Regions from separate parts of the Mus musculus genome. Here regions 2 and 3 are each linked to region 1. Evidence: chromatin loops called from intact Hi-C (ENCODE). Cell type or tissue: gastrocnemius. All regions are shown on one strand. Region 1 overlaps Pdhx (pyruvate dehydrogenase complex, component X). Region 2 overlaps Pamr1 (peptidase domain containing associated with muscle regeneration 1). Region 3 overlaps Slc1a2 (solute carrier family 1 (glial high affinity glutamate transporter), member 2).

What was found. Hi-C counts contacts between places; a loop is a spot of excess contacts. Peaks named below come from ENCODE experiments on the same cell type or tissue, not always from the same donor. Only the 100,000 strongest peaks of a DNase experiment are listed, where the experiment ranks them.
Region 2: a loop joins it to region 1, with 2.4 times the contacts of the local background. A loop is called at or near these places in 13 of 42 quality-filtered maps.
Region 3: a loop joins it to region 1, with 9 times the contacts of the local background. A loop is called at or near these places in 36 of 42 quality-filtered maps.

What each region holds. Positions count from the first base shown.
Region 1 is chr2:103,015,990-103,023,989 of GRCm38, reverse strand. It overlaps Pdhx (pyruvate dehydrogenase complex, component X), which reads left to right. Exons shown (of 11, transcript NM_175094.5): 11 at 1,721-2,935. The coding sequence ends at 1,979. Among named protein-coding and RNA genes, the nearest start is that of Pdhx, 54 kb to the left of the region's middle. In gastrocnemius, a CTCF peak has its summit at 4,652; no DNase peak of the experiment used is centred here; H3K27ac peaks cover 309 bases.
Region 2 is chr2:102,585,808-102,593,807 of GRCm38, reverse strand. It overlaps Pamr1 (peptidase domain containing associated with muscle regeneration 1), which reads right to left. Exons shown (of 11, transcript NM_173749.4): 3 at 7,085-7,213. Among named protein-coding and RNA genes, the nearest start is that of Pamr1, 40 kb to the right of the region's middle. In gastrocnemius, a CTCF peak has its summit at 3,630 (motif pointing left); DNase peaks (open chromatin) are centred at 161 and 3,611.
Region 3 is chr2:102,679,211-102,687,210 of GRCm38, reverse strand. All of the region lies in intron 1 of Slc1a2 (solute carrier family 1 (glial high affinity glutamate transporter), member 2), which reads right to left. It overlaps LOC115489466 (a long non-coding RNA gene), which reads right to left. Exons shown (of 2, transcript XR_003953884.1): 2 at 4,605-8,000. Among named protein-coding and RNA genes, the nearest start is that of Slc1a2, 25 kb to the right of the region's middle. In gastrocnemius, CTCF peaks have their summits at 1,441 and 4,852 (motif pointing left); DNase peaks (open chromatin) are centred at 930, 1,705, 4,838 and 5,667.

The DNA of each region.
Region 1 (8,000 bases):
AGGAGCCTATTGGTTTTGAAATGAGCATTCTTTTTATTAGCTTTTAGCTATCCTAAAATGACATCCACATCCTTAAGCTTTATTTTTTATTTATTTATAAATAAATAGCCATTTCCTTTCTTGTGATTATTATTATTACTAGTATTATTATTACTAGTATTTTATTATTATGCTAAATAATCTCTGTTAACATATCCATGTTGGTCTTAATCCCCATAGGGTAGGTATTATGGTCCTTTCTGGAGTGGTGCTATAAATTATGGCACCACGCACATGCTTGCCATTGTCTTATGGGGCCTATTTTTGGTGTGTGGTCGGTCCTAAAAGTGGAATTCCTGGATTCAAAGCTTTGACAGATTTTGCCAAAGAGTTTTCCAACATGGTTGCACTGATTTTCACTTCTCTCGTCATTGCATGGGGTCCCAGTGTTCTGTGTTCTTGATGACATTTTAATAGTAGGCTTTAAATTTGACCCTTACTTGGGGTTTTGTGATTAGGTGCATGCCAAGGAATAGTGCTGGACACCTTTTTAGTCTATCAGTTTTCTGGTTGTCTGGTAGTTCATCAGATGAAGGCATTGTTAAAGTCTGGCATCTGCTCTGTGAAGCCAGTGTGTAAGCCTTAGTAGCATGTTCAGATGCGCAACCCCTTTAGGATGCGGATACAGGTGGTCCCGACCCCTCGTCTTTGCCTCTGCTCGCCTGCTGATGTTTTAATGGACAGAAACTCTGCAAATGAATTTCTTTGTGCCTGAGTTTTTCCTCCTGGTTGGTGATATCTGTCCTCTGTCAGGAGCTCTGGCCTCTCCTGTGAAGCTCTTCGGGGTTGTCATGGGAGGCAGTGCCGTTCTCTTTTTCTAAAATAGGTTGCCATGTGCTGTAATTAGAAATCCTGGATCTTTCCTTCCCATAAAAACCATGAAATCAGCCCAGGACAGTACTGGAAGGTTTCTCCCCATAGCAAGGGGAAGGTGACATGGCTGTCTCACTCAGCTTCCGTGCCAAGGTTTACATTGTGTCTGGCCCTTGCTCAGTGAGCACTGAAACCCAGCTGTCAGATGTTTGTAAGGAGCCCTTCCAGCTTTGTTCACACTCAGGATTAGCTTTTCTGGCTCCACATAGTGCAACAAATTGTAGAGTCCACTTGTTTTCACACAGAGACACACAGCTTATGCTTCACTTAGATTTTGATTGGGATTCTGCATTCAGTTTGGCAACTCGGCTGTTGTTAAATGTTTCTGAGGGCTTCGGCTTCTTTCATTTGTTTTATACCTTCATAGCAGTCATAGATTTTCTTTAATTCTCCTACCTAGTATCTGTCTTTTGGCATTATGCTAAATGATACTATTTTCAGGTTTCATAGTTAAATGTTAATAAATAAAATATAATTATCTTAACCTTTTACCTGGCAACATAAGTTCACTTACTGAGTTTCTGTGCAGAACAGTAGTATTTCATCATGAGTTCATCTGTAAACCCTAAGAGCTGCATTTCTGTCCTCACTAGTCACGCCTTCCATTTCCTTTCTGGCCATATGTCACTGACGAGGACCTCCAGTTGAGTACTCCCTGTTTGATAATAGTTAGGATATTTATATATGTATGTGTGCTGACAGACATGTTCTTTGGCCTTTGAGTGGCATAGCATAAGGTTCAGTAATAAAGTCCGTATACCTAATTCGGACCACGCCGCCTTCAGCAGTGTTTTTCTCTCCCCTCTAGTATTTCCAACTTGGGGATGTTTGGCATCGATGAGTTCGCTGCAGTGATTAACCCGCCTCAGGCCTGTATCTTGGCCGTTGGGAGATTCCGCCCCGTGCTGAAGCTGACGGAGGATGAAGAGGGGAACCCTCAACTGCAGCAGCACCAGCTTATAACGGTCACAATGTCAAGTGACAGCCGAGTGGTTGATGATGAACTAGCTACCAGGTTTCTTGAAACTTTCAAAGCAAACCTAGAGAATCCCATGCGACTTGGGTAGCCTTCAGAGACCAGGCGCTTGATTGGGTGTTCAGTATGGAGTAGATGAAGTGCGTATTTATTTAAGGCGAAAGCTTTGACCTGAGCTGTCTTCCTCTCCCCTGTACATGTACTGTAGAAATGTGTGATGACAAACGGACTAATAAAGAACATTTGGTTGGTCAGATCCACTTTTAACCTCTGGTGCTGTACAGAAGGCATTAAACTAATGTAAACTACATCCTATGTTTGGTTCATTTGAAATTTTGGAATAATTGTGAATGTATGATATTGTAAAATTAAAAAAATATATAGAACTGTCCCTTAATCATATTGACGTTATAACTGGGCTTCAAAGAGATGTCTGTCTATATTGGGGCCTCTCATTTTTTATAAGCTCTTGATATACTTGAACAATTTAATATGTACAGTTAGTTTGCTCTGGATTAGTATATAAGTACATTTTATTAGGGGTTGTGACAACATTATTAAACTTTTGTGTATATAAAGCCAGGTGTCTTAGCTAGATATATTTCCAGTCTTTTAACTTTGACACTGTGAAGCTCTAAGGATACAATAGGAATGAAGACAGAGGAAGAAAAACTAAAGAGTCGTTTGTTCAGAGACCTGACCTTATAAAGTTGGGGGAGCAGCTGGGTTTGTACCTATAACCTCAGCCTTTGAGAGAGATTGAGAAAGGAGGCCCGCTTTGAGGCTAGCTGGGCTACGCGGTGAGGCCCTGTCTCACAGAGGCAGGGAGAGTGTTTTACTGGAAAAGCTGCAGTTGATCTCAAATTGAGCAGCGAGCTTTCATGCTCAGTTGGAATCTAATGAAATAAATTCTCTTAGCATACATTGTAAATTTGTATTGTTTTAAATACAGTATTGTTTGCTGAAGCATTGTAATCAAGTTTGTATTGTACAGTCAAATGTAAGAAAATAAAAAAATTCTAGTCTACTTTGATATGACATGCAAAATAGAAGAGTGGCAAACAAGCTCACCATGGTGGTTTGCGCCTATAATCTTAGTACTTGGAAGACTAAGGCAGGGTTCCCATGAGTTCAAGACTAGCCAGAGCTACAGAGTGAGATCCTGTTTCACAAGAGAGGAGACCTAGGAAGGAGAACAGATGGGAAGTAGTGCTCATCTACTCCATCAGCTGAGCCAAATTGTCCCTCATTATCAGTAACATTAGAACTGCTTCTTTCTGTTGGCAGCTCTGGCAAGATAACGATATTTAAATGAGATGGTAATGAATGGTAATTTAATTCACCAGTTGCAGAAAGTTTCTCCTTAGTGTCAGTTGACATAAATCACCAGAAAAAAGACTCCATGGTACAAGTTGTATTGAGTATGACATGATGAACTATAGCCCTAACAAAGGAGCCTTCAGAAATAATTAGTGCCCCAGTATATCTCTTGTTAAGAAAAATATTTAATTCAGTTATTCGGTTTTAACAAGCCATTTTAAAATGGACTCTTCAAACTTTTGTCAGATTAACTTAAAATTATTACCAAGCACCGTTTTCAAAATAGCTTTTACACTTGCACTACTTTCAAGTTCAGTGTGGCTGAAATGTTTTTAATACTGTGTGAGTGTGTGTTGTGTGGATGTGGATATAGACACATGTTCCCAGGTGTGTAAGGCAGAAAACAACCTTGGATTCTTGCTTTCCACCTTGTTTGATGTATGATCTCTTGCTCACTGCTGTGTACACCAGGCTAGCTCCTGGTAATTGTCTTGTCTCTGCCTCCATCTGCCTGTAAGAACAGGTAGGGTCATGGTGTCTGTCTTTCAGGGTGTTAGGTTTGCATGACGAGTGCTTTTACCCACTGAACCCTCTCCTCAGCCCCCTTTTCTAATTTTGACATCTGAGGACTTGAACATGAGACAGCCATAAGTAGCTCTTTGCTTGCGCTCTGTCTTCTGTGGGCCGGTATCACTAGCAATAATGCCTCCATTTCCTGTAGCTACAAAGGAGGTTGGTCCCCATCCAGCTTGGACAGAGGCACTGTTTATCTGAAGCCATTTATTTCAGTTCGTGGGCAACACAAACCTAGTTGCCTCCCTCTCATGGTTTCTGTGATAGTTAATAAGCAGTGTAGAAGCTTTCCCCGTTTGATCAAAAATAATTCCTCTAGCATCTCTAGCAATTAGATTCCTGTAAGCAAATTGTCATTTATGGAAATAATCCTATTGCAGCATGAGGTCAAGGAATGATCTTGATTTGAAGGAGTGTGGATACATGGTGTGAGCCATGTGTGCATCAGCAAGACTGTCCACCACCACACTCTGTTTATAACAGGCAAATATACTGAGACAAGGAAAACAACCTAAGCATGAATTATGAGGGAAAAGCATCATTCATCTTAGTGTTTAACCATTAGTCATGGAAGTATTAATGAACAGTTACCTCTGTTAGTCAGAATGGGCTGGTTTCTTTAACTACACTTCCTACTTAGTAGCTAAAAATGAGTTTGTCCACTATTTTCTGTCACATTAAAAATGTCTGGGTGCTGCTGACCAGACTTGAATGAAACATTGCCAAGTAATTTATAAATACTGTTAAGAGTGTTCACATAATATCGAATGGAACTTTTTCTTTTTCTTTTGTTTTTTACTTATTTGCACTCTGAACCTACCTTTACCAGTAATTGTTTAAGCAAAACATAAGTTCTGGAAAAGAAGCCTTGTTTCCCTACTTTGAAAGGTAGGTGGTGCTATGAGTTAATATATTGTCATCCAAATAGAGAAACTGCATGGCTTTCGGTCTCAGCTTTCAAAGACATTCTGTTCTCATGACAAGGTTGTGTCATGATGGACGCGGGCTCCCTTCGCAAAGTGAAGAAATGAACTTATGCAGATTAAAAATTACACTTGAAACAAGTGCTATGAATGGGAAGCACTGGATTTTTAGAAGGGAGTAACAATACAGAAAGACTTTAAAATTAATCTGGCCATGATTCCAAGTGGGTTACAACAAAGGATGTGGGGCAGCAGGAAACAGCTGCAGGGTTTATACTAACTGAAGTATGACTGACTCTGGATCGCCATTACCTCAGGGCTTTTAATGAAGAAGGACAAGGAAGTGTGTCCTCCATGCCAGGCTGCTGTATGTGTGTTGTGAATGCAAGGTAGGCGTGTGCTTTCGAGACAGCGCCATAAGATGAGTGGAATTCCCTCCAGGACAGTTTCTGGAGGCTCACTATTGCCACTTGAAGAGGAGTGAGGTGCTTATATGTGATACAGCAAGTAGCATGGTTTCAGGACACATCTAAACTTGTAAATAAAAGAGTGATCGTCTCATAAAGACATTTTGAATAGTTCTGCATGGTTATTTGCCTTTCTGGCATCTGCATTGGTTTTGGAAGGAGGCAATTGGAACAAAGTAGTTTATCTTCTAAGTTATAGAACAATGAGGAGCCTCTTTAATTAAAAATAGTTTAGATAAACATATTTGGTGCCCACAGAGGCCAGAAAAGGCCATTGGATTGCCTGGAACTGGAGTTTCGGGCACTTGTGAGCAGCCATGTGAGTGCTGAGAACTGATCTTGGGACCTTTGCAAGAGCAGCTAACCACTGAACCATTTCTTAAGCACCCTTAATTGAAATTTGCTAAAGTCGTTTGCAGATGAACTTTGGAAAGTTACTGTTAGTTTGTGTCTTTGATCATATAGTTTATTTTCACAAATTAGAAGTCACTTCCCTGATTTTCCAACTCTGAGCCACCTTTTTCTTTCTGAGAAAGTGAGTATTGTCAATGCTCCTTGATTTAAACTATACCACCAAGGACATAAGTTTAAGGGAAATATAGGTTTCTGTTAAAAGTTGAGAGAACATTAGGACGATCAGTCAAGATTTTCTCATCTAAATGTATTTAAATTTTTTTCTTTATGAGATTCATAGTTATTCTTGTCACAGACAAGTAGATCTTTAAAGATTTGTCTGTTGTGGCCAAATGAGATACACATTAGTCAAGCCTTTATAAAGCATAAACTGGACACAAGGTTAAGTTTTTATGTGTATGTTACACTTAAACTTTGTATAGGGTCTCAATGTATGTAGCCCTGGTTATCCAGGAACTCCCTTTGTAGACCAGGCAGACCTCAAACTCAGATCTACCTACCTCTGCCTCCCTAGTGCTGGGATTAAAGGTGTGCACCACCACCTCTTGGCCCCACTTACTTTCTATCCGTGGCCCCTCAGTCCGCTTGGCAGAGAATACTACTTATCAGGAAGCTACAGGATAGAGCTTGGTAGATGATCACCCCTCCCAGTGCCTTAGCTTCTGCTCTGTGGGAACATCCTTTTCTAAGAATTCATTTAATCTGCATGCTTGCTCATCAGGAGGAGTATTTTCTGCCTAGTGTCAGCCTAGTTTAAAATTACTAGGCTTTTGGCAGTAAGCTTATCCTGTGTCTTAATAATTCTTATCTATGGAGGAGGGGAAAGATCCTCTGTGTGGCAACTGCTTATCTTACATCATCTCTTCAGTTCTGTGTGGGAGGTGTATCTTGCTTTATAGCAGCCCTCCTTTATAGTCTTAGATAACGTGTACAGACTCAGAGACTACATGAACTGAGCTAAGCTCTAAGAGCTGCATCTGGGATTGAGCCTATATCCATGTGGTACAAAGCTTTAACAACATTACACACAACATTCTCAGGTGGACATTGGCTGAGCTCGTTCTACTGAAGTTCTTCAGCGATGTCACTTCATGTACAGTGAGACCTATAAAAAGTTTAAGTACAACATACAAATAAAAACATGTACACTTGGCTCGTATTTTCTTTGTAGTTCCTTTCTGTGTCCTGGTTAGATTGCACATGAGGTACTGAGGGATTTTTGGTTTGTTTCCATTAAAAATACATCTGTGAAGTACTAAAATCAAGAGTCATGACTTACATATAACTCCCAGTGACAGCCTTAATAAAACTGAAGCGTAAAACATTTAAGGAGGTAGTTCTTAATCTTCCTAATGCTGCGACATTTTATTAGGTTGTGACCAACCCCCAACCATGAAGTTACTTCATTGCTATTTAATAACTTTACTCCTGCTACTGTTATGAATCATAATATAAATATCTGATATGCATGATATCTGAATTGTGATCCCCAAAGGATCTATGACCCACAGTTTGAGAACCATTGATTTAGGGCTTGGTGCCTCTAGGAATAAAATATATCGATAAGCCGATGGTACTTGTGTGTGGTCCCAGCTGCAGAGGAACAGATGCGGGAAGATCACTGGAGTGCACATATTAGAGACCATCCTGGACAACAAGAGGAGAGTAACAGCAAACAAACTCATCCAGACAGAATAGCATGCAGCATTCGGGAAGAGGTGGCAAGAGGATCATGACTTGCAGGCCAATCTGGGTCTCACAGTAGGTACCATCCTGTTCTGTCTCCAGAAGGAAAAGTAATTAAAACATAAATTTAATAAAGAGCATTTTAGTTTTGAATTCTGCTCCATGTTCAGAACTCAAAAATAGTTACCTTAGTTTCAATCCCAGTTGCTCCTGTCTTCTATATGAATAACTACATTAGCCTCCAATCTTAGTCAAGGGCTAATAGCAGATTACAGAGTTCATTGACTTACCCAGACCAGATATATGCATAGCCACCAAATAAGTAAGCAGTCCTCCAGGACACAGGTGAGGGCAGGAGGCCTGGAGCACATGGTGTGTGTATTGGGCAGAGCATTAGTGGGTGATTACCAGGCCAAGTGAGGGTTGCCTTCCAGGGCTTTGCAGAACCAGCATCACTTTCTCTACTAATGAGTCATGCAGCAGCTGGACTCTGCAGTCATCTTGCTGTCTTCCATTGAAGTTTAGCCTCATGTTTATTGTAAAGGAGAAATGACAGATAAGACACTTGAGATTTGTAAAGCAGGCAGAAGAATTTAAGGGTAAATTTAAGGCTGAGTGACTGGTGGTGATGCAGAGAAGTGAAATGTCATTAATTTGAAGTAAGACATAATGGTAAAATGTTTGCGGATCTATCCCATTGTAGATGTGATGATTTTGTCAACTTGAAAT
Region 2 (8,000 bases), 430 kb after region 1:
TGTCCCCCGACCCCTACCCAACCTTCCTTCTTCCTCTGATCCTCCTCGTCTCAAATTTTTCTCTTAGTCATCTCTGGATATGACTCGTGTGTTTGCCTGCACACACATCATCGTGGATGCTCTAGCCCTCGAACATTTGGGGGCATGGCTCACAGCCAGTTCTTCTGCTCCTCTGCCTCTGTCCAAACACAAGTAAGAAGATAAACGTATTAGGGGCCATAATCTCTCTCTATAAATCCTCTCATATGGGTTGCTTTCCTAACCTCTTTAGATCCCCAGTATCCTTCAGGGGTTGAAGCTTCAGAATCCCTGTGGTATTGGCTACGATGTCACACAGTAATATCCTCAGGGCTGTGGGTCCTCCTGAAGCTCATGTGGGGGAGCCAGGAGAAGCCTGAGGGCCACATTAAGTAAATACCATTTTTAGATGAAACTAGCTCCCTGTCCCTCGTCCTGTATAAAAATCAACTCCAAATAGATCTAAGATCTTAATGTAAGGCCTAAAACTCTGAATGTATTAAGGAAGGTAGGAAAATGATTCAAGATACAGGAATGGGCAAAGACTTTCTGAATGAGACTAAAGTCACTCCGGAAACAATGGCAACAGTTGGCAAACAGGACTTTGTGACATTAAAAACTCCTGCACAGCAAAGTAAATAGATAATCAAATGGGGAAGAAGTCTACAAAATGGTAGGAAAATCTTAAGTAGCTATATGTCTGAGATAGGATTAATATGTAGAATATACAAGGAACTCAAAAATTAAACCGTAAGAAATTGTACAACCCAATTAGTAAATGGGCTAATGAAATGGACAGTTTGCAAAAGATAAAACAAAAATAGCCAATAAACATGTGAAAAAAAAGTTCATGCTTGTTGTCCATCAAAGAAATATAAATTCAAACTACGTTAGGATTCCTTCACATCCCAATTAGAATGGCAGTCACTAAAAAATATGAATCACTATGAATATTGGCAAGAATTAGGGCAAAATGAAACCCTTATACACTGCTGGAGGGGAAATAAGCAAGTCTGGTTATTATGAAGTTTCCTCAAAAAAACAAAAAACAAAAACAAAACAAGACCCCAAGCTAGCACCACATGACCCAGTTCTTTCACTCATGGGTCTTCCCCTGAAGGTTGCCAAGCCAACACACAGCAGAGGCACTTGCACATTGACATGTATTGCAGAACTATTCACAATGTCTAAGTTATAGAACCAACCTAAGTGTCCAACAGCAAGGCAATGGCTAAGGAAATGTTACCTATATACTCGGAAATTTTCAGCGCTAAAGAACAAAGTTGAATTTGCAAGAAAATGGGTACAACTGGGGATGATGGTATTAAACACATTAGGCCAGTCTGAGGAAGACAAATATCACATGTTTTCTCTAAGATGTGATTGGCTCCTACATTTTACATAAATATATAAAAATCATGTATGTATATATGATGTGGAAGTAGAAGCGAAAGGGGGCTGATGGAAGATGAAGGTGAGAAAGTGGGGGTGGGGCTATGGAGAAAATATGCTCAATGTACAGTGTTGTGCACAATTGTCCTTAGGTAACGTGGTACCATGTACAATGAATATATACAATGAAAATTAAATTTAAGAAGAGAACCAAAACATCTGACCTCCTCCCACAAAAAAAAAAAAAATCTCATTCCAGAAACCAGCCCTGGAGGTCATCAGGACAGCTCCACAAAGGAAGTCAATTTTTTTCATGTGGGCACATGGGCTGGCAGATGTCACTACAGTGAACAAATGTGCGACGGAGATGGGGAAGATGGGAGCAGAGCAGTGCTCGCACTGTGGAGAGAGGCAGAACTGGAGATGCAATGACAGAGGCAGGTATGAAAGAGGGCTGGGGTTGACAGTGGATCAGGTTGTTGCCCATGAAGTGGCAGGATGGCAAGAAGCAGCCTGGGGCTCACACAGATGCAGCTCCGCCCTAGAGCATACCACCCAGCTGCAGGATCTCCCTGGCTCTAGGCAATGATGGAGACCGAAGGTGAACAATGGTTCACTTTCTGGATTAGACCTCCTCCAAGGGTCACCATAGTCCATGATGCTGCTGAAGCCTACATGTGGGTCCTACCACCAGGGGCTGTGTCTATGGTCTATGCTGTCACCAGAAAACACAAGGAAGCCCATGATCTGAGCTCCAGATCAAAGAGCAAGGAAGCTACTTTGGCAGTGATGTTGGTGGCTGCAGGCACTCAGTTGAAAAAGAGGAAGATGGAAGGCTTCTGGGATACCCCCTACTCAGGCCCCAACCCCCTCCCTGAAAAGTAACAGCCTAAAAAGGAAGCCACCAAGAGAACTCTTTAAAGTGTGACAAGGATGCTGGAGAATTGCTCCCACAATCGATGGCTTCTGGTTGAGGTGCAGGCAGAAAGGTCTCAGTTTTCTTTAGAGAGTAGGCTGCTGGGAGTTTGATCATGTTCCAGTAAGTCTACGGACAACACAAATTAGACTTGTTCTTTGTTGCTGTTGTTGTTGGGGAGTCACAGTGGGGTACAGATATGGAAGGAATGGGAAGTGAGTGTGATTGCGGACTATGATGTGAAATTCTCAAAGAGTCAATAAAGAGAAGCCAACTCTGCAGTCTAAAGAGCTCTGATATCAGCCTTGCTCTTGACTTTAGACACCAGCACCTCAAATCGCAAGCACTTAGTCACAGCCCTGAGTGCCACCATTGAAAGAAACTCAGAGTCACAGAGAAGTTGCTGGTTTGAGGACCTGGGAAAGAAGTACAGGTGAACTCAAAATGCTTATGAGGAGTGAAAAGGAGGAGGGAGGGGTGCTCAAAACCAGTGTGACGGTGGTTTTTAAAGTCTTCACTGGCCAAATCTGAGGTTCAGAAAGAAAAATTAGGCATCATGAAATACAGCTGTCATTCCAACACTTGGAAGGATGAAGCAGAAAGACAGAGGCCTCCAGGCCACAGTGGGCTACATCCTGAGACCCTGTCTCTCAAGAGGAAAACACAGGAAGGAGAGATTATGCTAACATCATAAAACACAAAATATTAACATTTGTAGTATTAAAAAGAGAAAGAATGTTACGTTTTGTAAAGTGATAATTGGTGAATCCAAGTAGACAGCATGGACACAGAGAGTTCTTTCAACCCTGTAGACTTGAAATTATTTTAACTGAAACATTGAGAAAGTACAAAGAAATAGATCTTTCTTTTAGTAATATAGCACCCATGGCTCCCAGCACAGATAGTTTTGAGACCATCAAACTATCTGTCCTAATGCAGAAAGATGAAAATGATCCAAGTCTCTGGGTTCTAGACTTAGGCATGCAGGTACTCTCCTGGAGACTAGAATCTCATAACCATGGATGAAACGATCACATACTGACTGTTACGACTGTAAGGAGGTGCCAATATCATCAAAAGTACAGACAGTAACAAATTAAGGTGCTGTTCTGTCTCTCTAGTTCCAAATGTCTGAGCCTCTCAGTGTTGACCTGCCTTCCCCCTTTCCTGCTAAGATTCTACATGTTACTCAGGAAGGGAAATGGAAAGTTTCCCTACAGGAAAGAAGCCCTCCTCCTTCAGGAGAAAGGACAGGCAGGAAAGGATTGTTTGAGCGCCATCTACTGGGAAAATAGTGGTACAGCCTTGCAGCACCTGTATTGTGCCCCAGCTAGAATAGGACCACCCAAGTATGGTATCCCCTCTTCACCTTCACAGAAGGCAGTATAATGGCCAACTCCAGATAAGCATTCAGCAGACAGACAAATGCATTGCTTCTTCCCCTGAATTTGCTTTGAATTTACATAGGCAACAAGTACCTAAGAACATGAAACTGCTGTCGTCTTGGGTTTGACCTTGTTTCCACAGATGGACTTCATTCTCCTTGAGGGTTCATTGTAATCCGTGATGACCAGACTGGGCTTCCATAAGAAATGCACCATTTGTACTTGCGGCTGTGATGGCATACACTGTGTGGAATGAGGCTTTCAAAACAGGCAGAATGCAATCAGAGCCTCCCATGTGTCCCAGACAGAATGGGATGCAGAGAGGAATCTGGCCCTTCTTCTGTTTGTTTACTTCACGGAATGGACTGCTCTCCAGGTTTGTTTTTACTTGGTCTTGTTGTTTTTATCTTCCTTTGCTGAATGGCAGGCTCTACCATGAAAGAGACCGGCTGCCTGCTTGTCGTTATGTGTCCAGCACCTGGGGTGCATTCCTTTGAATGAATGTACCATCTGATAAATAATACCACAAACTTCCTACTTATCCTGTCTAATGGGATCGGTATCTTCTCTGAGCTAACTCTGTTGTCCTGAAGAAAGCTCGACTTTTAGAGTGGTGCCTTTGGCAACCCAACAAGTCAGACTCTGCAGCCAGCTTTTATACTGAAGCTCAACCCAGCACACAACTGACAGAGACTTTAGGAAAGCCATGCATGGGATATCTCTGGCTACCTGCTATTCAGACGAACTTGAGGTCCCTCGCTATACTTCTAGCGTGTCAATGAGTGGTATCTTGCTCTTTAAGCTCCTCTCATCACTTGCTCTTTCCTCTCACCTAGCCACTGAAGTAGCATTCCTAGCTATGACCTTTGCACACGGCACTGGCTCCACTTCAATGAGCCTTTGATATATTGCTAGAATTACCTGTCAGGTGTCACTTTTCTGGCCTTCTGGGTTAGTTTTTGTCAGCTTGACACAAACTGAAATCAGTTCTCCTAACTTTGCAACAGACAGAGACCACTGCAAAAAATCACAGCTAACCAGAATGTAGTTCCAATAGATAAATTTACAGAATATTTCTGTACCTAAAACTCAGGAACATTATAGAGGAGGGGGCAGAAAGATCATAAATGCAAGAAGATCAGGGAGTTTGTTTGGAAATTGTGTCTCCTAGCAATATCAGAAGCTACTATTAAGTCCCATGCACGACTGCACGAGCTGAGTGAGGATGACATCAGTGGACTGGATGCCAAACTGGATGAAGAAAGGTCCACAAGGCTCAGCCATACACAAGGAACTCTAAAAAACAGAGGAATGCCAGGAATGGAGGAGGTGCTCGTCCCCAGGGAAGAGCACACCAATTAGTTGTTCAAGGCCAAATGGTCATCCCTGAAAATATACATATCATTATGTATATATAACATTATCCAGACTGAAGAGGTTATATTTAGGAATTAGATGTGTGTGTGTGTGTGTGTGTGTGTGTACATACATGCTTATGAATCTCATGTGTATGGATATCAGAGCAGCTTGAATGTCATTTCTCAGATATTTTCTATCTTTGTTTGCTTGTCTGTCTGTCCTGGCTGTTTGTTTGTTTGTTTGTTTGTTTGTGTCTATGCTTGGCCTGACACTCACCAAGTTGATTAAGCTTGGCCATCCACAATCTCCGTGATCCACTTGTCTCCAACTCCCCCTGACCATCATGCCCAGCTCTTTACATACGTGCTAAAGACCAAACCTGGGTCCTCATGCTTACGTGGCCAGCACTTCACTAGCTGAGCTCAATTTCCAGAACCCCACATCTCTCCTAATCTATTACTGAAAGCAGTTTTGTATTTGGACTTCCTACCATCTTATCAATTAGAGGTATATGGAAAACAAGTCAATATATCACTTCTGCACATAACATTGGGCTTTCACTATCTCTAAGCAAAGCACTAAATACTTCAGATGTACTTATCACACTTATTCAGTGCCATAGGATAGATAGCATTCTATAGTTTGTACCCTGATCATTGTTTTCTCCCACCATCGCATAGAGTAGCTGCCAAGGTGAAAAGCAGGTTATATCACACAGCTAACCAGCCTGGTTAAAAAAAAATCTACAAAGCCCCAAATTAAATTTCCTGGAATCCAATTAAAGTAGCACAGAAAATTTAAATCAGCAGTAGAGACCAGCACTTTAAAATTTACCCACCTTCTAGAACTGTTGTATTCACTCTGGAATATAAACTAACCCTTCTCTTCCTCTGGGTTTGGTGGAGTCTTAAAACTACTAGCATCTGGCTACAGATTAGGTCCAGTGGTTGGGACAGCATCACTATAAACAAAGTCTCTGTAAACTAGGAATGCCATTCACAGAAGTAAAGCTGATCACCCTGACAGCTTCTGACCCCACTAAGAAACAAACAAAGCAGATTTGCTGAAGTCCCACCACATGGGCCTGGCCATGGATACAGGCTCTCAGGAAACATCCTAGGCTAGCCATGAGGAGCATCCTGGACTGAGGGAGGTACCAGATTTCCATTCCAAAGCTCTTTCAAAGAGCTTTGAAGCTCAGAGAAGAATAACAATGACTAATCCTCTGAGATCAAGTACTTTCCAGAAGAATTCCCTTCCTGGGTAAAATGGTGTCCTAGCAGTTTATGTGGTTTCAAGAACTTAACCCAGGAGTTAAGAAATGTATCAAAGAAATTTCTATTTTAAATACATTACACAAGACAATAGTGAACCCTATTTCACTATCTGCTGATCAAAGCCACCTCAAAGTTGAATATCCATTATGGCACGCGAGTGTGTGTGTGTGTGTGTGTGTGTGTGTGTGTGTGTGTGTGTGTGTGTGTGGTGTGGTGTGAGTGTGTGTGTGTGTGTGTGTGTGTGTGTGTGTGTGTGTGTGGTGTGGTGTGAGTGTGTGTGTGTGTGTGTGTGTGTGGGGGGTGTGTGTGTGTGTGTGTGTGTGTGTGTGAGTGTGGTGTGAGTGTGTGTGTGTGTGTGTGTGTGTGTGGTGTGAGTATGTGTGTGTGTGTGGTGTGAGTGTGTGTGTGTGTGGTGTGAGTGTGTGTGTGTGTGTGTGGTGTTAGTGTGTGTCTGTGTGTGTGTGTGTGTGTGTGTGTGTGTAAGTATTTGGCTCTATTTGAGCAAAAGGTGAACTTGAGGTCAAGATAAGGAAGCTTCTAGAAACACAATCCCAAACATATGTCCACTATCCACCCTGGATAGATAGAAATCTATCTTTGTTTTGATAGTCCTATCTCTAGCCACGTGCATTCCAAAACTGAGATTCCAACAAGGTAAACATGAGTTGCATTCTAAGCTGAGACTTGGATGCTAAACCAAGCCAGAGCTTGTGCATGTGCACAGGGGGTCTACTTACGCATGCAGTCTCCTCCGTACCAGCCTGCCCTGCACTCTGCGCAGTAGAATCCCTTCACGTAGAAGTCATCCAGAGTTCCGCCCCAGGAGCCATTGCGGCAGCTCTTGCAGTTTTCAAAGATGGTACAACCTGAAACATTCCAAACTGTTAGTCTACACATTTTCAGATTTTTACTTTCTAAGGAGGCAAACTAAGTCTCTCTGCACAGCCCCATCTCTGCCCTGGTATGTAGACCTGGAAAAATATCAATGATCTTAGGTGAACCTGCTCATACCAAGGAGCAGGAGGTTCACCCAGATTCACGCAAGGAGTACGGAAGGGGATTTGAACATTGATGATCAGTTATGGTTTTGTAGAAAGTAATACAAATTAGTTTGTAGTGAATGATGGAATCCAGCTAGCGTGGTACTAGTTTTTATTGTTTACAAATTTCTTTCATGTTTGTTGTATAATAGAAAATTGAGATAAACAAAACAATTTACTTTTTAAAAATGTTATCTGGAGGATGCTGTTCGCACTCTTTCTTATACCTGATGGCTGGGAACAAAATCCAGGTTCTGTGTTCAACTCCCTGAACCCAGGTTTTAAAAAAAAAATCTACGCATAATGGCATAAATTTGTAATCCCAGTTTTGCAGAGGCGTAGATGGGCAAACCTCAAGAATCACTGGCCAGCCAACCTAAACTACTTGGCAAGTTCCAGGCCAGTGAGGGACCAATTGGCCATGTCTGAGGAATGACGGCCAATGTTGTCCGATAGCCTCCACACACATATGAACGCATGCACACACACACACACACACACACACACACATCACCTGTATATAAATGCACATACAAAAATTAGTCTTCTGCTGTCTACTATGCATTTTGTTTTAATCATTCATTTACTAATGACAAATGTGTTTCTATACATA
Region 3 (8,000 bases), 340 kb after region 1:
GATGCCCAGCACACAGTAAAAAAATGATATAAAGAAACAGACTCGAGGGAGCAAAGACAGCTGACCCCAAGGGTGAACTACAGGCTCAGTGAGAGACACTGCTTCCAAAAACAAACAAAACAGGGCAGAAAAGAGTTGAGAAAGATATCTGATATGGGCCTATGCCCTCCAAATACACATGCACACCCATGTACTTACACCTGCCTATACACACACACACACAAACACACACATGAAATGAAACCAAAGTTGTACTCTATATTTTGAATGTCAACAGAAGCTGGGAATGGGGGCTTATGCCTGTAATCTCTGCACAAACGTTCCTGAAGTAGGATTGCCATGAGTCCACAGCCAGCCTGGGCTACGTAGGGAGTTACAAGCCAGCCTGGATACACAGAGACTCTGTGTCAAAGCCTTACCTCAAAAGACAGATACATCCTAAGAGATTTCATGAGCCCAATGCCAGAGGAGTATGAGGGGGAAATCATCTGAATAGCGATTGCTGGCACACGGAGGGACTTATGGGTGTGATCCTTCAAGTTCCTTGCCACTAATAAATGTTTTAACTTAAACCCATCTTATACATGTGAAAACTGAGGCTTGGAATGCTTACGTAAATTGTAGTAAAATTCTCTTGTCTGGGAAACTTAAACCCTTACTAAACTTCAATCTCTTTTATTGTTAAATAGAAACGAGGGGCAGGAATTTATTACTCAATCTGCCACACAAACACAGTGGCTTTCCTCTTCTATCGTCTTTCAGAATTAGAACATGAACTTGTTCCTGGTCAGCCAATTACTGGAGATGATGGCCTTAATCTGTGGGAGAGGGTTATCTAAGCAGGGGTGAGTCAAATCGTCAGAGGGACATCGAAAAGCAGCCAGCAGTATGCAGGGGGCCGGTTTAAACGACCTACTTCTGAAATCATGATTCAGACCTACCTTTTATGCAACTCCTAAATGCCAGGGGAACAAGGCCCTTAGCCAGCGAAGAGGAGCCAAGGTGAACGGCTGGTCCCTGCAGACCCGTTCCCCATAAGACGGAACAGCAAGGAGCACTGCTCAGCACAGTAACGACATTTTACCTCCTCCTGAAAACACCAAGTGTGCTTATTAACTGTGTGCTGGACAAAGCTCATTAATAATTCACTTTAGGATGATTGACAGGAGAGTGTTTGGCTGCCATGGTAACAACAGCAAGAAGAGCTGTTTGCTTGCTTTAAAACAACTATGTAGAGCATCTGGGATTCTTTTTTTTTTTTTTCATGAATGTTGAGTTCCTGAAGAGACTGTGCATGTGTGTGAGTGAGTGTGATAGTGATAGATGGAGAAGATATATCTTTAAACTGTAGTCTAGGAACTACTAAAGGGCAGGACATTATAACAGGGAAGGCAAGTGTCTTTCTCAGCTTCACACTGCACCCTTCTGGAAGGAAAAGGAAGTAACAGAAATGCATCCTATTACTGGATGAAATTAGCTATGTTTTTTATGAAACTTTAACCATATAAAGAAATCACATATAAAGCATGCGTAATGTTTTCCTTCATTTACTTAATATTTATTTCCAGTTCTATAAGTGCTTGTGTGTCGTGTGTGTCTTTGTGTGGGTGTGTGCACATGGGTGTCGATGTCCGTGGGAGCCAGAGGCATCGTAAGTCCTGGGGCAGGAGGCTGGGACCCTCCTGAGGGGGTGCTGGGACCTGAACTGCCTGTGTTCTAGCCATTTCTGACCTTATTGTTTATGGAACTACAAGATGACATTAGAGGCTCTTCTTTGCACCATTCTGGGTCCCGCTGGCCTCCCCCCATAGGAAGACAGATGCCTTCTTCGTGGTGAGCTGACAGGATAGGGACTGTGTTTCCCAGCACAGGACATGCCTGACGCTCCACATGTTTCTCAGCACGTGATGCTCCCAAGATGCTCAGAAATCAGGATCTCTACAGCCTTGGTTCCCTAGGATCAAATCTTTCAGGCCACACCTTTAGGCTCATGAACCTAAGTCACTGGTTGACTCAGTTTTCCATTAGGGTGTCTAGGAGGACAGTGAAGTGTATAGGAAGGGGCTATTCCGGCTGCCTTCAGCACTCCAGGTGTCAGTTTGTGTTCTGTCAAGAGTGACATTCACAGCTTGAGATGTTGATTTGTATTTTTAAATGGCCACTGTGACACTCGGTAACTGGTTTAGTTATACACATTCATTTGGACAGTGGGTAACACTGCCCCTACCCCAGCAGAGCCTGGAGTATGGGGTTGGGGGGAGAGAGCAACTGAGCCTCTCTTAAAACTCAGTAAACAACACAGAAATAACTTCTTAAGGAATTTCACACTTTTGCCACCAGGAGGAAAACATGTGATCTCTTTCTTACTGTGACCTCGAGCACACACTCGAGCACACACACACACACACAACACACACACACACACACACACACACACACACACACGTACATGTACCCTTGGATGTGAAGGAAGCAGCCCCTCCCTTTCCACATATGGGGTACACTGGTGCTTCCTTTTCCCTCATCCAAAAGCGCATGCTGCCTGTTTAGATATACTGTCTGTACAGCATATCACTGATAAAATTTAATTTCTCAGTAATGCACACTATAAGATCCACAGCAATAACTACAACAATACAGAGCAATCAGAAGAACATACTCTAATAAAGGGCTCTTCCCTCACCCTCAATCTGAGGAACAACTGTACTCTGATAGTTTGTTAACGGTTTTGTTTTGTTCTTGCTTTTGCAAGGAGATCCATCCTAGCACCACTCTCTTCCACAGTCTGGGGACCTGCACTTTGAGACGCACTAGCTGGAGCATGCTCTCAAACACTGTGTAAGGAGAGGAAACATGCTAGAGGTTGAAAGCACACAGAAGATTTTGAAAATAATACCAAAAATAGGTCAGGGGCTGGGGAGGCGTCCATCATGGTGGGTAGAGCACTCACTGAGCAAGCACGGGGACCAGCCTGTGGATCCCTAGAATCCACAGAAAAGCCAGGAGAGTGTGGTAGCCATTCTGTAATCCCAGCTCCGGAGGGAGAGACAAGGAACCACCTGGGGGGGGGGGCATTCAGGCTGGCCAGACTGTCCAAGACAGCAAGCTCTGTGTTCAGAGAGAGACCCTGCCTCGATATATAAGATGGAGTAGAGGAAGAGCCTCAAGCCTCTCCACATGGGCATACACAGCTGCACAGACATGTGCCGACACACAAGCAAGCACTCGTACACATACATATACGTCCCCCGGAGATAAAGCAAATAAAAATGCCCTGAGGTAGACAAAATACACTCTCGGAACTAAATTCATCTCTTCTTTCTTTTATCTTTACTACTATGGTTATGAGAAAAATCAATATTATGCATGTGACCCAACTGTATATCTATGAGAAAGAAATGATGTTTTTAATTGTCAGTTTTATATTCTGTGTACACAGTACTGGATTACATAATGACATTTCATGCAAGTCTATTTTATTGTTTGGTAGATTCCCTTCATAGCACCTCTCTCCCCCTTCTCACCCCCACCTCCTGTTACATTCCTTTATTCCCTGAGGTAGTTTTATTTCCACTTTTATGTTATGCATACAAAGATGTCTCTATATAAAATCTGGACACTACACTTGAGAACAAATACTCTATCTGTCTTTCTGAGACTGAATTCCTTTACTTAGCAAGGTTAGATCCAGTTGTATCCACAGCATCAGCCTACCATGGTCCAATATGGCCTGTCAACTGTTTATGTAAATGAAGTTCCCAGAAATCAACTTATCTGAGATTACTCATCTGGTCACCAGAAAACAGAATCAGAGTCTGTTTCAATACATACATGAACATGTGTTCAATACATACATGAACATCTGTTCAACACATACATGTTCAGGTACATACACAGACACACACATAGACACACACGGTTACTGGGTTACATACACAAATAAAACATTAGTCAGTCTCAGCAAGGCCTGAGACACCATTTCTACCTCAAGCACACTTTCCCAAAACTCTACTCACTCACCCTATCTAGATATTGGTGCAAAAAAAGTGCATGCCTCTAACTACCACCCACATAAGCACCAGCTACCCCAGAAAGAAAGGGGGACAGGTGTGGATTCCCCTAAAAGAGAATCAGATCTTCCAGAGAACTGAAGGGCGTAAATTGTTCTTCCACTTCAGGTAAAACTTCAGCATGCCTTCTCCTCAGCATGCCAGTAAATGCTGCCCTTTGGAGCACATTCTCTCCCTCTTTCACCCTCCTTGGTCAAAGTAGAAGATGTCTACACCCGTCCAGAGTCACATCAAGGATTTTCCTTGAGAGGTCTTGGTTTCTGTATTCAACCCTCAAATCTTAGGGCTTCAATCTCAGATATCTCAATTATTCAAAGTGACTTTGGAAACAGTGTATGGGAAAGGTTTTCTGGGCTGTTTTAAAAAGAGAGACTTGATAAGATAACAATATCTTATCAAGTAACAATTACTCATAACCCTGTGTGTGTGTGTGTGTGTGTGTGTGTGTGTGTGTACCTATACATGTACACATTAAACACAGTTCTCAAAGGGTGAATAGGATTATTTTTGCTTACATCTACTTTAATTTTTTTCTATTGTGAAAAGTCATTTGCTTGTATAATTTTTCTGTTCCTGGTTGGAAAGAGCTCTGTGAAGAGAGTCTGGGGGTAGGGGGAGGTGTTGAGTCCATTGCCAGGCTCCCACTGACTTCTATAGGAAGACACATGACATGACTTCAGGCTAGTATAAAAGTAAAACTGTGATGGGTTGAGGGTCAGTTGCAGAGGTTAGCTAGCCAGCTCTGAGCAAAAGAGAGTCTGCAGCGCCCCCCGGTGTCAGGGCAGTGGAAGTCCCAGGCACAGGCAGAAGAAGCAGGATTCTGCGCATCTCAGGAGAGCAGGCCCTGTGGGCAGCCCCGTGGAACAAACTAGGTTCCCAGTGCCAAGGAGCAGTTAAAGCCTTCTTGAGTTTGTTGTTCATATTTCTTCTTGCCAGATACGACATCTGAAAAGCCCATGTCCTGTCCTTTGGCGGCTCACAGAAAGGGCCCAATGTTCTCACACTCACTTTTTCCCCAAGAGAGCAGAGGGTCTTGGGAAAGCCTACTGAGGGGCTCCCCTGGTCCCTTCAGTGTCGGGACAGCCTTGGCGTCTGCAGAACCTCCTTCTCGAGAAGATTCAGAATCAGTGAGGTGCACACATATTTGCTTGGAGGGAGAGGGTAATAAATATATCATTGACAAGGGTTGAAAGCTGTTTACTTCTGGAGGGCTCAATTGTGCGTGTTTTGGGACAATAGAAGCATCATTGGGTTTAAGCAGTAATAAGCGATAAGTTAAATCAGCCACCTTTTCTAAGCACTTTTGTGTTCCAGCACAGGTCAAAATGACAGGTAGCTAGTATTTCATGCCCCAAGGCAGCCGCCATTACTCCTAATGTATAGTAACCTTATATGAGGAGCCTGCATTTCCATAAGGCCAAATCATGTGTCCAGGAAGTACCTTGCCCTGTATTCGAACATCTTGAGGTTTGTCATTGGCGGCAGCTGTCTTACACTAAGGCTTAGGTCAGAGTAACATGTCATGGAGCAGAAAACCCAGGCTGCATTCTCTGGGCACACAGGCTGTGACGCTGTGTGGCTGCCAGATGGTGAGTAGCCGACTGTCATCCAGAAGCCCCATCTCTAACACCTAGCAGAGGGCCAGCCGATCTGCAAGCATCTGTGAAGTGAATAGCGGGTGCCACATTTTATTGCCACCTGAGTGATGCATGTTACACTCCAGGAGGGTTCTCTGTGTTTACAGCCCCCACATGCAAGGCATCCGCAGTTTCTGATCTCCCTCCAATGCTAATTAATAATTGGGGTCCTTCCCTGATCACTTTAAAGGCAGATGGCTGAAGATGTGGTCCCCAGCGTGCACAGCCCATCTAAAGGACTCTGATAGCCCAGCTCCTCAGTCCTTTCTACAGATTCACTGTTCCAGACAGGGAAGGGAAGCCAACTCCCAAACCTGAGTTCATAATTAAGCCTTGAATCAGACTGGACTTTGGCAATGAGCAGAGGACATCCAGACAACAAGTGAAAGGACATTTTACACACAAAAAGAACAGTCACCCACCACTTCCCCTTCCAACCTGAATACATGCTCCTAGATTTTTTTATCTTCCCTAGAAAAATAACCAAATTTAGGAATAAACCAAAAAGGGAAATGGAGATGCCCTTTGAAGTAGAGTGAGATTGATGCCCAGTTTGCCCTCAGTGAAGTAACACTGGCATCTGACCATTCAGTCAATATGCCTGATAAATGCACATCACAGCTTACACAAGACTATTGTGAATGTGCTGAGACCTTTTACAGTGGCCTACACTTGGGGGAACTCATCCGAAATAAGGCCTATTCTAAAATCGTGTTGAATGTCTTATATAACTTATTGTCTACTGTACTAAAAGGGAATAGCAAAATCAGCATGAGTGTACTCTTACCATCATGAAGACAATACTCGCAAGTCAAGACATCTTAAGTCGGAGACCATCTGGTTACTTGAAATGGACCAAGCACCCTCCCATTCACTTGACCGTGAACCTTCTGTGAGTGTTCCCTCCCTTGGCTTCATTCTAACTCTCTTTCCAATACTTCTTCTTGACCCACTGAAAAAGAGTCACTTCCATTCCAAGATCAACCTTTTCTTTTTTCCTCAAAAGGCAGACTATTTTACTTCCCCCTGCTCAGGTAGCCCCATTGTCCTGGCTTTCTTAGGACATTTGCAGCACACATTTTATAGATACCCTGTCCCTGATGTAATGTCAGCTGACATAGAGTGACCAAAGTCACATTCAGGTCTCCGAAGCCTCTGTGTGCTGTGCAGGCATCACAGGAACAGGCTGCTTGCTTTCAGCATCCACACCCTCGTTCCTATGGATGGTGAATATGCAGAGAGGAATGCTTGAACTTGAACATGCAGATGTGCAGAGGTACCTTAAAAATACACCAAATACCTGAAAGTTCAAATAGCTAACTGAATTCTCCTGGTTGAAAACAACAACAATAAAACCTAACTTCAGCTCGAAGACTGTGAACTTTGTCCTATTTAAAATGCCTGTGTGATCTAGCAATAACTGACCAGATGGGCAGATGCCTGCTTGTCCCTGAAGAGTGCATCCTATAGTCTTACCTTCCCTTGATTCCATGGATGCTGCAAGGTTGTCAATCCACTGGCCAAGAGCAGATGGAAAACCAAGTAAATTGAAAGCCAGAGATTGGGTCAGTCTCTTAGGAGTGACCACTGCCATTTGTCCCTGGGCTTGGAGAACCCCAATACTGTGTTTCAATTTTGTTACATAAGAAGCCATTGGTAAAGGAGGAAAGGGCTTTGCCCAAAGGCGTGGCAACTCTTTATGAAGCCCAAGTAACTCAGATGGAAGTTACATTGTCTGTGGAAAGTATTCCTCCCCTTTGTGGGCTTAGAGGGTACCCTGCCCCTAATGACCACTCACTTCCCTCTGAACCTGGCATCTTGTGGGAAGTGACAGTTCCAGAGAGCAAGTGAGAGGGACGCTCTCACGGGGAGCAAAGTCAGCCTGTGCCTCTGGCTGCATCCCGCACAGCGATTAGCCCTGACTTCAAGAGCAACCCGATCTGAACAAGTATGGACTGTTCCTGAGCAGTTAGGACACTGGGATCATGTCACATGTCATGGCAGCTCCTCTTGGAAAGACCAGAGGAGAGGCCTCTGACCTGTGACGAAGACAGGGCTCAAGCCAGGCACTCATATTGAGTTATCTCTCAGGAGACCGCCCATAAAAAAAAAAGCTTCCAAGTTGTTTTGTTTTAAACACTGAAACCAGCTAGGTTTATAGTTACCATTATTATGTTATTTTATTTGTCTTTAATAGAATCTGTACATTGGCATCATACCTGTATGTGTGAGGCTGGGAAGCAAAGGGAACCTAACTCTTCCATCTCACTCTGTGACTAGGGCAAGATGCGCA